Regions from separate parts of the Homo sapiens genome. Here region 2 is linked to region 1. Evidence: chromatin loops called from intact Hi-C (ENCODE). Cell type or tissue: lower leg skin. All regions are shown on one strand. Links, peaks and the distances in the headings refer to the core of each region. The heading gives the core; the rest is flanking DNA.

What was found. Peaks named below come from ENCODE experiments on the same cell type or tissue, not always from the same donor. Only the 100,000 strongest peaks of a DNase experiment are listed, where the experiment ranks them.
Region 2: a loop joins it to region 1, with 3.0 times the contacts of the local background. A loop is called at or near these places in 50 of 110 quality-filtered maps.

What each region holds. Positions count from the first base shown.
Region 1 is chr1:18,096,660-18,104,995 of GRCh38, reverse strand. No RefSeq gene overlaps it. Among named protein-coding and RNA genes, the nearest start is that of IGSF21, 7.0 kb to the left of the region's middle. RefSeq lists an enhancer at 5,550-6,072. In lower leg skin, for the core only: a CTCF peak has its summit at 4,320 (motif pointing right); a DNase peak (open chromatin) is centred at 4,308.
Region 2 is chr1:17,917,176-17,922,175 of GRCh38, reverse strand. No RefSeq gene overlaps it. Among named protein-coding and RNA genes, the nearest start is that of LINC01654, 150 kb to the left of the region's middle. In lower leg skin, for the core only: no CTCF peak of the experiment used is centred there; DNase peaks (open chromatin) are centred at 705 and 2,165.

The DNA.
Region 1 (8,336 bases), core at 1,359-6,358:
CTGGGGCTTTTAATTTGCTTAACATCCCTTGGCTCCTGTCTCCTAATGGATCGGCAGGGCCTCCACTTTGCAGTCCTGGCACTCAGACCCATGAGTCACGGCAGGACAGGCCTCTTCCTCGGACACTGGCTGAGCTGGAGTCCTTGGCGGAGGTGTGGCTGTTTGCCCCCAGCCTCCCTCTGTTCATGGTGCTGAGTTAGGCTCTCCCAACAGAGTGCACTACAGCACAAAGCAAACTTCTACTCCGCGGACCCCAGGGAATAGCCCCAGAGGTCAAAGGGCCCCTCTGTGACCTCTAGTCCCCACCCTCCCTGCCAGGAAAGGGGAGGGACGCAGCACATGACTGCCTACCCCAACCTGGCTCCCAAGGGAATGGGCTCTGCTGGTTTGCAGCAGGACACCCAGTGAGGTTCAATAATAAGAGTCTGAAGCACTTATGAAAGTGCCTCTTTGTGCCGGGTGCTGTGAAAGTATTTAATGTATATAAATTCATTGACACCACACAATAATGTATGAGGTGGGTCCCATCATTAGTCCTGTCTTACAGTTGGGAAAGCTGAGGCACAGAGAAGTTAAGCAACTTTCTCAGTACAATACAGCTATGAATAGGACCAGATTCCAACCTAGGAAGAGCTCAAGAACCAGAGTTCCCAAACACCTTACCTAGACACAGTACACCACACATACACACAGGCACACACATACAAGTGTACACACACACACACAAGTGTACACAGACACACACAAGTGTACACACATACAGCCACACACATAAGTGTCCACACACCAACACAGGCACAAGCAGAAGTGTACACACACAAACACAGGCACACACAAGCATACACACATACACACAGGCACACACACATGCCCACAAATGCCCACACACAGGCACACACACACAAATGTCCACACACACAGGCACACACATGTGTACACACACACATGTCCACATGCACATACAGGAACACACACACAAATGCCCACACACACACACACAGGGGCGCACACACACACACCCAGGCACACACACACAGACACGTGTCCTCACACACAGGCACGCACACACACGTGTCCACACACACATACAGGAACATACAACACGTGTCCACACACATACAGGAACACACAACACGTGTCCACACACATATATAGGAACACACACACACGTGTCCACACACACATACAGGAACACACACAGATGTCCACACACACATACAGGAACGCTCACATACAGGAACACACGCACACGTGTCCGCACACACATACAGGAACACACACACATGTCCACACACACAGGAACACACACACGTGTCCACACACATATACACAGACACACATCTTGGAAGCCAGTATTTGTATATAAAAACTCATGAATCCAGTGCGTTCCACCTCTCTTATCTCATTTAATCCTCCTGTAAGTCCTCTGTGGCAATTTCATTTATGTCTGGTTTACAGATAAGGAAACTGAGTCTCAGAGAAATGAAAATAATTACCCAAGGTGGCCAGGGTAGAGGATACTGGATTCTGGGGACAGGGATCTAGCGTGGACTTCCCCAGGCAGGCCCTGCCCCAGGGGTCCACATTTCTCTCCCTCTCTATCCTCCTCTCTCCCTCTCTCATCAACCCACTCCTGCAGTCCTCCGGCTTTCCTATCCTGCATTCTGCCTCTCTGTGCTGGGAATTAAACCTCCACCAGCCTCCATCGCAGTCAGGACAGAGCTTTTTATTGTTTGTTTAAATTAAATGCAACCGAAAGTGACATCTTAACACCAGTGACCCAAATTGATATGGAGTCAGCCACTTGGAATTAAGTCCAATGCTCCATCCTTAATGAACCTCAGCCCCACCTGGACTCTCAAGTTCCATCACATCTTCCCGGTAGAAGATGTCAGCAGGTGTGCGTGGGAATCTCGAGCTGTGGGCTGGGGAAGGGGCCTCAGCATTATGGGACCAGAGAAAAGGGATGGACCCAGGAGGACCATTGCTCCCCAAACTGGGTCTCACTGACCATTTGTTTTGCAGGTTTGTAATAAACATTTCTTGCAAGAGAGTTTCATGGCTAAATATATTCAAGAAGTGCTACAAACTCAGCTGTTCTCCACTTAGAAGTTTATAGTTCACGTGAGCCTATGAAAGGTTATGAGAAGTCCTGCAGTTTTTTGTGTTTGGCTTGTCTATGTTCATTTTCCAGTTTTATTTTGTTGAAGTCCACACTTGTTTGGCCTCAGAACCCTCTTTCCATTAATATCTATTAACATCGTGTGAGCAAGAGCTCTGGGAATCACAGGGTGGAAAATGCCGCTCTGGCCCTGAACAAGCCTCCTGATCTCTTCCTCGATATCATAGCAGTAGAAATAGTAATAATAATAACAACAACTACTGCCAATTGATGCCATTTATTGAGAGCTTACTATGTGCCAAGTGCTATACTTTGCTTGTACTATTCATTGAATTCTTTCCAGAATCTTGTAGGTCATTTCTGTGTTTAGACCATGGAATAAACAAGAATAATGAGACACTTAGAAATGCAAGCCCTGGCCTAAGGGCATAGAGTCAATAAGAGGTGAAGCTGGCATTTGAACCCAGATGATCTCTTCTAACTAGTCCCTGCTTCCAGACCCAGCCTCCCCAGTTCATCCACCCTGCTGCCGTTGGAGAGACCTTTCTCCTGCACGGTTCTCACCATGTCTGTACCTCAACTCCTCTGCTCTCTGTTTTCACAGCACTCCCTATTGTTGAAGGTCCAAGCTCTTTAGTATGCCCCTTTGGCTGCATCCTAAGCCCCCTCTGGTTTTGTCCCTCCTTCCCCTGCTCTCACTCACCTCATGCTCTGGATCATTCTATGTCCCTCCAACACTAGGGGTTTTGTTGCGTCTCTGCCTTTGCTGGTGCTGTTCTTCCTGTCTGATAGCCATCTCCCCTTCTCCAACCAACAATTCCCATTCATACATTAAGGCCAAGGTTGATAGTCACATCTGTTGGGAAGCCTTTCTTTCGCCTCCCTCAGAGTCAGGCGTAACTCACCTTTCCGATCACAGGCCAGCACCTATAACATTGTTTTATGGATCTGTGGGAATGTGACCAACATAAGGGTAGGGAACACAGCTGATTCATCTCTTTATTGACTGTGTCTGGCAGGTGGTAGGTGCTTAAGAAAGTGACTGTTGGATAAATGCAAGGAAGGAAGTTGGTTATGAGAATTACTGGGTGGGTGGATGAATGGATGGGTGGATGGATGTGAGAATGATTGTATGGATGGATATGGGAATCATTGGATGAATGGATGGATGGATGGGTGAGTGGGCAGATGAGTAATGGTAGGTGGGTGGGTGGGTTGACAGAAGGATTAGAGAAAGGATTGTTGGGTGGATAAGGGCATGGATGGAGGCATGGATAGATGAACCGAGGTTAGAAAGCATCAGCAAGATTTTTACTTTTTCCTGTATCGCTGCACTTGCTAAGTGTGAGACACATGGACCAACAGATATTAGTCATAGTTAGAACGTGCCAACAGATGTAGTCAAGTGTACCGGCTTAATGCATGGGCTCCAGAGTTGGCCTGCCTAGGCTCAAATCCCAGCTTCAGCACTCAAAAAAAAAATGACGGTTGGAAGGGAGGAAGGAAGGAAGAAAGGAAGAAAGGAAGGAAGGAAAGAGGGAAGGGGGTAGGTAGGGAGGGAGTTGCGAAGAAGGGAAGGAAGAAAGGAAGGAAGGAAGGGAGGAAAGAGGAAGGGAGGGGAGGGAGGGGAGGGAGAAGAAGGAGGGAGGGAGGGAGGAAGGAAGGAAAGAAAGGAGGAACTTCTGTAAGAACTTGTGCAAATTATTTAACGTTCCTGTGTTTCCATTTCCTCATCTGTAAAATGGGACTGGGTCTAAGAGTACCAACCTCATCAAGCTGTGTTGATTTATTAAGACAATGCTTCAAATGACATAAGCACCCAATAAACATTAGCTGTAACAACTCTTACTGAAAGCCAAGGCAGCCATACGATGCTGTAATTATCCCACACTGTGGCTCCTTCTTTTTGTCCTTAGCTTCCTGCATTCTTAAGTGGAGAGAGGTGGATAAAGACTCCCAGGGTCAAGATCTCAAGGGACTCAGATGTTGGCCATGACTCCAAATCAAAGAAAAAAGCCAATGGGAACAGAACCTGTGATTTGTTTTTCCTCTGTGGCATTTTCCAGCATTAGTCAGTCCATTCCTGGCTCTGGACTCTTGTCTCCACGATTGTCAAGACGGGGCTGGGATCTTCTGAGGTCACCCTTGGAGCGGCCTCTTTCCTCCTTTCCTGGACAAGCTGCAATATCACACATTGACAACAGGTGGCGCCATCGAATACATGATTTGTTCCGTTTTTACAACCTTTCAAGTTCAAGGGCCTATCTATATTCCGTAAAACCGAATCAGCTTCCTGTTTTACGAGTTCTTTAGGCTTTATTATATTTGCAGTGAGGCAGGCTATTACAAAACACAAATCCTTAAGCTCCTTAATTAGCCACAATTGTAGGATGGGTCCATAATACTATAGATGAGACCCAAAGCAAGACTGTCGGCTCCCTGCACTCTTGGAGGGGCATTTTGTCCCTCCTGCATAACGCAGCAATGCTCTCTTCGGTCGGTTCACGCATGTGTCTTGCCTCCCCAGGTAATAGTCCATGCTTTGGGAAGTCTGGGCCCATTTCACTTTGTTCCTTATTATCTTCCACACCTCCCCTCTCTGGCCTGGGTCACGTGGTTCTGGAGGAACCCGGAGCAAAGAAGGAAGGTCCGGCTAACCAGGCTCGTCACTCAGTTGGGAATGAAGAGGTATTTGTTACAAAAGGCCTCTGATTAATTACAAACGCCATCCGGCGAAGCCTGACAATTTCCTCAGCCTATTTTCCCTCTTGAGTTTCTAGGCCCTGAAACATTGTAGAAAATCCCCATTTGATTTATAAGATAGGGAAGTGATTTCATTTCTCTGGGCTTCACAGTTTTCATTTGTAAGAGGCAAAGGCTGGGCTGGCTTTCCGAGGCCCCTGAAAACCTATGGCTTGTCTGGGCACAAATCCACCTCCGCTTTCCTTCTCTTCATCTCTTCCTTCCTGTGCCACTATGGAAGCGATTACTCTGCACCTGGCACTGAGCTAGGACTTGGGAGACTGGCTTTCTGGAGGAGGTGAGACCTAAAGCTCTGAAGGATGCCCAAGTTAGCCAGGGAAAGAAAAGCTTTGGGGGCAGAGCTGCATGTGCAATGCCTTACAAAAGCATGCAGCAGAGATTGCCTTCCAGGAGAGAGCAGGTGGTCCAGGAAGGCTGGAACTAGGTGGTGTAGGGGGAGGAGGCTGTGAGGTTAAGCAGGATTATTGTAAACCACACAGGGCTGATGAAGGACAGTGCAGGAACAATGAAAACTGCATTGAACAAATGAGTGAGATGCACATGCCAGTTTGAGATTTGGTGACTCTCGACATTAGATCCTTCTGTACCGACCAGTTCCTTCTCAGCCCCAGAAGATGCTTCGTCATCCTTGGAGCCCTGACATCTCCACCAAGGTGCTCTTTTTCTTCCTCCTTTCTCTCTGTACTACTGATTGAAGACGAAGCAATCCCATACCCCTGCCGGTCACCTAACACTATCTCCCCTCCCTGACTTCCTTGTGTTGACTTCCACCCATGCTCAGCCTCCTGTCCTGCTCTCCATTGACCCTGGCAAGAGGATGATCCTACAAGGAGGCAATTGATGAATCAGACTGGAATGTTTCCCTGGAATGAAAGGCTATTGGGAGGCACATAGGGAAAATCACTTACCTTTCAAAGCTATCTTTTCCTGAAAAGAGTGCTAATGGACTGCTAGCACTGGGAACATAGAGGCATTGTTCATGCTTTTAATGACTTCAAAGGAAGGTGCCTAGGCACTGGGGGCATGGCAGCTGAGAGGCATAGGCTCAGCCCAATCCCTAACAGCATTACACCAGGGTCCCTAAACAAGTGGTTCTAGTGGATCACTGCTACTGCTGAGGGTTCGAATAACACACATGTTTATTGGGCTTCTCTGGACCAGGCACTGAGCTGGGTACAAGGGACACAGAAGCAAAAGGACATGGTTTGTGCCCTGAGGAGCACACAGTTGGCAAGTGTTGGTACAGAATCAAGACCACCTGAGTGCCAACATCTCAGGGCAGACAGCCTGTCTCTGCTCACCAGATCTCGTTGCCAGCAGAGCTGTACCCACTGCCTGATCCACTTACTTTCTGCTTCCCAGATGCCTCTCTCAGGCTCCTTCCCTCCTGCTGTGTCCCCAGACCTCACCTCACTCAGGCCTCCACATAAAGGAAGGACAGTTGAGCCTCCCCAGAACTGACATCTGCTCAATTCCTTGGACCTCATTTTCTGTACAAAGCACCACCCTCAACTATCCACATCCAGGTTACCTGGGTATACCCAGGGTTACAAGCTGATCAGGTTAGCCCCCTTAAAATCCTTCACTGGCTCCTCAGGGCCTGTACACTAAAGCCAGCATTCCTGGAATGGTTTACAAGGGTCTTCAGCTCTATCCTGGGTTCACTTCTGCAGCTTTGTTCACATGTTCAGTTCTCAGAGTTCACGAAGCTCTCTCTCTTGATTGCAGACCTTTCTACATGCTGCCCCCTCTGCTGAGATAGCCATCCAAGCTCCCCTCCCTCTCCCATCTCCCCTACCCTGTCCCATGCACCCCACACACATCCTTTAAGCTGGCTAATTTCTGCTCCTGCTCCAGAGCTCAGCTTTCTTTGTCATAGTTCAGGAAGCCTACATTGGATGCCTTCTCTTGGCCTTTTCAGCCTCTGTGCTTGCACCAGGGGATTAAGACTATAGTGGTCAGATGGGCAAAGTACAGGGTGGGTGTATTAGTCCATTTTGTGTTTCTATAAAGGAATACCTGAGACTGGTAATTGATAAAGAAAGAGGTTTATTTGGCTCATGGTTTTGGGGGCTGTACAAGCATGGCACCAGCATATGCTCAGCTTCTGGTGAGGCTTCAGGAAGCTCTTACTCCTGGTGGAAGGTAGAGGGGGAGCAGGAGTGCCACATGGCAAGAGAGGGAGCAAGAGAAAGAGGAGGAGGTGTCAGGCTCTTCTTAACAATCAGATCTCACAGTAACCTCAAGAGGTAGACCTCACTCACTACTTCAGGGAGGGCACCAAACACCTCCTATTAGGCCCCACTTCCAACACTGAAGATCAATTCCAACAAGAGATTTGGAAGTGACAAATATCCAAAATATATCAGGGAAGAAGAAAGGAGAAGGGAAAGAGGGAGAGAGGAAAGAAGAAAGAAAGAAAGAAAGAAAGAAAGAAAGAAAGAAAGAAAGAAAGAAAGAAAGAAAGAAAGAGAGAAAGAGAGAGAGAGAGAGGGAGGGAGGGAGGGAGAAAGGGAGGGAGAGAGAAAGGGAGGGAGAAAGGAGGGAGATAGGGACTGGGGAGGAAGAGAGAAAGGGAAAGAAGGAAAGAAGGAAGGAAGGGAAGAAAGAAAGAGAGAAAGAAAGAGAGAGAGAGAAAGAAAGGAAAGAAAGAAAGAAAGAAAGAAAGGAGGGAGGGAGGGAAGAAGGAAGGAAGAAAGGAAGGAAAGAAAGAGGGAGAGAAGGAGGGAGGAAGGAAGAAAGGAAGGGAGGAAGGAAGGAAACAAGGAGGAAAGGAAGGAAGGAAGAAGGGAGGGAGGGAAAAGAGGACAGGCAGGAGCAGAAGTCTAAATGTACAGCAAGGCTCAGCACCAGAAATCAGAACAAAGTCAAGGAACCATTGAAAGGTTGCCATGGCCAGAAAAGAAGCTCAGCTTCTTCTGAGAATGGCACCTTTCTTAGCTACAGCCTTGACCGGACAGGAGCAAAGTTGCTGGTCCTCACTCCAAGAGGTCTTAACTCACGAACGCCTCCTGGGACCTTCCTTTAAAGGAAGAAATGGTGTTTGGTGGCACATTGGGTTTTGGAGGGCAGAAGGCTGGAGCCCACATACCTGCAGGCAGCTCCCAGGGAGTGGGGTTCAGGGGTCTGTAAAGAGATGGATGCTGAGGGGCCCGTGCACTCCTTTAGCTGGTACCGTCCTCCCTGGCAGGACCAGCTCTCCATCCCAGGGAGGCCAAGGGAGTCCCCGGTGCCCAGGGACCCACAGTCTTCCTGGCTCCTACTTCCACGTCCAGCACTTACTCGCCAAGATAATTAAATTCCACCTCCCTCCAGCTGCCCCCTTGCAATGTCAGGAGGGACACACGCCTCTCCTTGAGAGCCGCTCCTTGCCTCTGTTCCATAAGCCCCGTATTTCACACCCCGAGTGGCTGCATTTCAGCGGTGGGTGAAGTGGTTTTACTTTTATCGT
Region 2 (5,000 bases), core at 1-5,000, 180 kb after region 1:
CACAATCATTCGAGCACCTACTTTGTGCCAGGCAATGTCCCTTACTGCTATTTTGTGGCTCTGTGACAGTTGCCCTCTGTCAAGATCTCTAGGGCTGAATGGACCAATGGGTTATGAGAGAGAAGAGTGTGTGTGGCCATAGCTCAGCCACAAGCTCACCATGTGGTTGTGCCCCCCATGTTTAACTTGACCTCATAAATGCAAGGAGAACAGAAAGGGGTGGGGTGTCACCAACATGCATCAAGCACCCATCATGTGCCAGGCACCTCCCACATCATCTTACCTGCCCCAGTAAGCATGGCTGCCCTCCATTTAGAGAGGGTCTGGATGGTGCAGGTACCCCTCATCGGGAAGAGTTTCACCGCTACTCGGAGCCAGGAGGGGACAGGGTGAGGGAAGTGGTGGTGATGTTGGGTGGGAGGAGGAAATGACACCTTCCTGTCCATCAGCCTCCAATGGGCTGCTGGAAAGACAGGGAGGGGTGCAGAGATGGGCTTGCCAAGAGGAGCCAGGGGAGAGGTGTTGGCATTTCCCAGGCATCAGCCTCCAGGCCTCTCCTGGGAAACATACCCACTCAGTGGGGCTGGATCCCTCCTCTTCCGGAAGAAGCCATTCCAGCAGCCTGTGTGTGCTAAGTCCCAGGGAAATGAGAGACTTGGCTCCAGGAAGGAGGAAGTCAGAGTGTATCCCAAAAGGTCACCCGGCTGCCAGGATTCAAGCCCACGTCTACCTGGAGCCAAAGCCGAGGATGCTCCATAAAGCAGCAGGCATCCTCCAGCAGCCTCCCCAGTTCCCTCCCAACTACTGAATGGAAGGAAGGTTCTGCTCTCCCAGTTGGCACTGAGCAGGCTACTCTCACCTGCAAGAGAATTACTTTAAACTCAGGAAATGCAAACCAGTTTTGGCATCCATCAAAATAAAAGTTCCCTTCCCCCAGAAATAAAGGACATAATCTCTTAGGCCGCCTTGAGGTGCTTGCATTTTGAAATAGGAACTTGGTGAAGGCATGGCTCTGGAATGGCAGACTCCAAGCACATTGGCAGTGGATGAGCGATGGAAATATTTCGGGCAGGGGCCCTTCCCAGCAGCCATCATTCACACCATACAGGCTGCCGCCTACTCCATTTGTACATAAGGCTGGGTTTGTGCATATGTGGGTTCCTGCAAACAGTTTTTAAAAAGCTCTCATCTCAGGGAAAGTCTATTCATAGACTCTTAGAGCTGGAGGATCCTTAGAGAGCATCCTAGTCCAATCCTTCTGTTTCCCAATGGGGAAACCGAGGAAGCTCCTCATCGAAGGTCACACAACTGCGTTCAGGAGCAGAGCCAGGATCAGAACCGTTTGGCTGACTCTTGGCCAAGATCTCTCCCCACAACATCACATTGTTTAATTCACCCCCAGAGTCAGACAGACTGGGTGTGATGTTCCGCTCTGCTACTCCTTAGCTGCGTGGCCTTTGCTAAATACTTGAACCTCTCTGGCCATAGACTTCAAAATGATGGTGCCTGCATCGTCTGCTTAAGTGAGATGTGTGCTTGGCCCTGAGCAAGTACTCAAGACTAAAGTATCTATCATCCTCATGTCTCAGGACCTCATTTCCACTTCTTGACCTCCTGTGACTCAGAGAGCATCACCTCCTGCTCCCAGCAAACACAAGCCCCTCCTGGAGCAAAAGAGCAGCACGGGACAGGAAGCAAGGCTGGGGCTTCCCTTTCCCTTCTACCCTATGGCTCCACTGTGCTGGACCAACCCAGAACGTCCTACAGTGGGGGACAGGAGGGGTGGAGGAGAGAAAGAACTGGGTGGATTTTTCCCCAAGCCCTGCAATGCAGACCTCTCAGGGGAAGGCAGAGGACCAGGCAGCAATACAGGGTCAGATAGGAACAGGACAAACATTCATCTCAAAGGCAGGCACAGCCTCAGCACCTGCTGCCATGGTGATAAGAGGCAGGGGATGGGGTTTTGGGAAGCAGATAATGAAGGAATAATGGAGAGCGGAGACACTCAGGGTTCAAGGACTCCACTCACTCCAGCCAACTTTCAGATCCTCAGCGGTGTCTTGTGGGTGGCCAGCCAGGAAAGCTTGCCCCATGGGTGGACACAGGACAGAGGGTGCCATCTGCTGGCCCCAGGGACTCATGGCCTCCATCCCCAGAGGACCAGCACAGACCCAAAGCCTGCCAGAGCCTGGCAAGTCTTGGGAGAACAAACTCCTTTGCTTTGCAGATAAGAAAAGGGTGCCCCAGAGCATGGGAGGAGGACCCTCTCCTATCTCCACCCCTCAAGTACATGCACTGGTAAGGACGGACCCAGGACTCTTAAGTTCTCTCTCTCTCGCTCCTTCAGTCTTTTCTCCATGGCTCCTGTGGGCAATCTTGATTAGACACAGACATCATCGCTGGATGATGAACATTTGGGGCCCAGTTCTGGGGGACGCTTATCTTGTCAAGGGGCTTGGAGGATGAGCAGTTGAAATCGTTTCTGTGATTCGTTGTCCTTTGGAGGAAAAATCTTTCTTGAGATGGAGAATGGGAGCTGTCCCTGGTGCTGACTCCTCTCAATGTCCCGTCTAGGTGGCTGTCTGGGCTTGATCTACTTGTGTAACATTCATGGAAGTCCTTTAATGCCAGAACAACTTCTCCTGCCATTTCAAATCTTCTGGGTCAACTCCAATTAAGTGAAGTTGATGGCAGATAACATTTGGGCCAGATGCGATGGCTCACCCCTGTAATCCCAGCAATTTGGGAGGCTGAGGTGGGAGGATCACTTGAGGGCAGGAGTTTGAGACCAGCCTAGGCAACATGACAAGACCCCATCTCTACAAAAATTCAAAGAAAAAAAAACATAAAATTAACCAGGCATGGTGGCATGCGCTTGTAGTCTTAGCTATTCAGGAGTCTGAGGCGGGAGAATTTCTTGAGTCCAGGAGTTCGAGGCTGCAGTGAACTATGAATGGACCACTGCACCCAGCCTGAGTGACACAGCAAGACCCTGTCTCTAAAAAATTAATAAAAGTAAATATTTTAACAAAACTTTCTACCAAACATTACCATCAAGGCAAACATTTATTGAGCAGTTACTATGAATCAGGCAACACTCCAAGGGCTGGATATGTCATGATTTATTACGCTGACAATAGTTGTATGATATAGGTACCATTGTTAAATTCTCAGTTTCAGGTTAGGAAACTGAGGCACAGTGAGGCTGAATAACTTACTCAAGGTCATGCAGCTAGTAAGTGGTAGAGCCGAGGTACACACTAGGCAGTCTGTATCCAGAGTGCCCTTACTTACTTGATGTCATCACACTTCTTCCATCCCCTTGCAATCACGTAATGCAACTGAAGGACAAATGTAAATGATTTTGTATTATCTGCTGCTTTGCATGATTAGCGACATGGCTCCCTTCCATAAGTGCAAAAACCAGGAGCTGGCTGGTGAAGACAAGGGCTCACGTCCTTCCTCTAGAGAAGGCTTTACTGGGGTCAGAGGGAAGCCCAGAAACAGGGGAGAAATTCCCCAGGCACTTAGTAACCACATCCAATTGTCAGGTTGGGTCTGAAGGCAAGAGATCAGGACCCTGGGGACAAAAGATGCAGCCAACAGGAAGTGGGGTCAGGAACAGCAGAGCCAGGAGAAGCAGACCTGGGTCCCAGAGTGGTCAGGGTAGGACTGACCTAGAGGAGACTTCCGAAAGCCTCTGGGCTAAGCTCTGTGATGTGCTACCCAGGCAATCCTTCAGGAATGAAAGACTGGAGAGACTGGGCACCCAGCTACTGGGAGGGCTACCAACTCACAGATCCTAATTGCCAGCCCCCTTCGAGGATTGCCTCAGCTGGAGAAAGTCACCACACCCAAGTCTTGCTCACTCCCCAGGGAGACCCACACCTAGCCCTCACCCCCAACTTGGGCAGACTCTGAAGAGCCCTTCAAACTCTGGCTAGCCAAGTGCCATTGGCCAAGATCATTTTGGGACTCTGTTCCAGCTCAAATTCTCCCTCTGCCCAGTTCTGTTTCCATCCTCTCCCTTCCATGGGTGGTGTTTCCAAAAGGCTTCCTAATAAACATCCTGCATGCTGAGCTCCAACTCACAGTCTCCTTCCCATAGTTCCCAACTCGCAACAGTCTTAAATGCCCAAATTTACTTAGCGGAGATGCCCAGCCAGCCTATCCACTGGCCAAGTATGTACTGGCACTTTAGGTGAGCTACATATTGCCAAGTTGATTTTCCGTGTAGGAAAAAGAGCATAGAGAAGGTTTTGCAACAGCATTACTGAAGAGGAAAAATGTCTCCTCCTGCACCCAGACCATCCAAGTAGAACACCTCATTGGGGAAGGGAATGACAGGGTGGGCAAGAGGTGGAAGACAGTGCCAGTGTGAGTGGGGGATCTGGGCCAAACCCTTCCATGTTCATGAAGGAGACCTGTGGAAGTGACACAATGGTATGAAGCAGGTCATGCATGTAGAGGAAAATAGAATTAAAGTTGGCATTTGCACAATGTGCCCAACCCTAGTTGGCAGTGGAAATCCTGCTTGCATCCCACTTACTTTTACGTCCTGCTCACCATGCCATCATGAGGCTAGTGCACCCACTTTGCACTGTGTTTCTAGTGCACATATTTTGCATATAAAGGTATAGAGATCCAGTCGCCCACCTGGACAGGGATAGACCTGAGTAGATCTAGAAACCAGGATTTCATACCAAGTTTCCCAGCTGCAGAATCCAAGTTCTCCCACACCAGGCTGAAGGAGTGGAAAGGCCAAGACAAGAAAGGAAAAAGCAAACAGAAGAGCAAAGAAAGCAATTCAGATGGTGGTAGAGACAACAGCCAGCACTAACTCCAGGAGCTGCTCAGCCATCTCTGTGGCCAGCGTGGCCAGAGGGTGGCAGCGGGGAAGGAGACACAGGTGTCTTTATTTCCCAAAGCCAAAGCTCCATGAGGAATTTCAAAATTCTCTCTGCTGCCCTGGCTGGGACTCACCACTGACAAATGGAGAA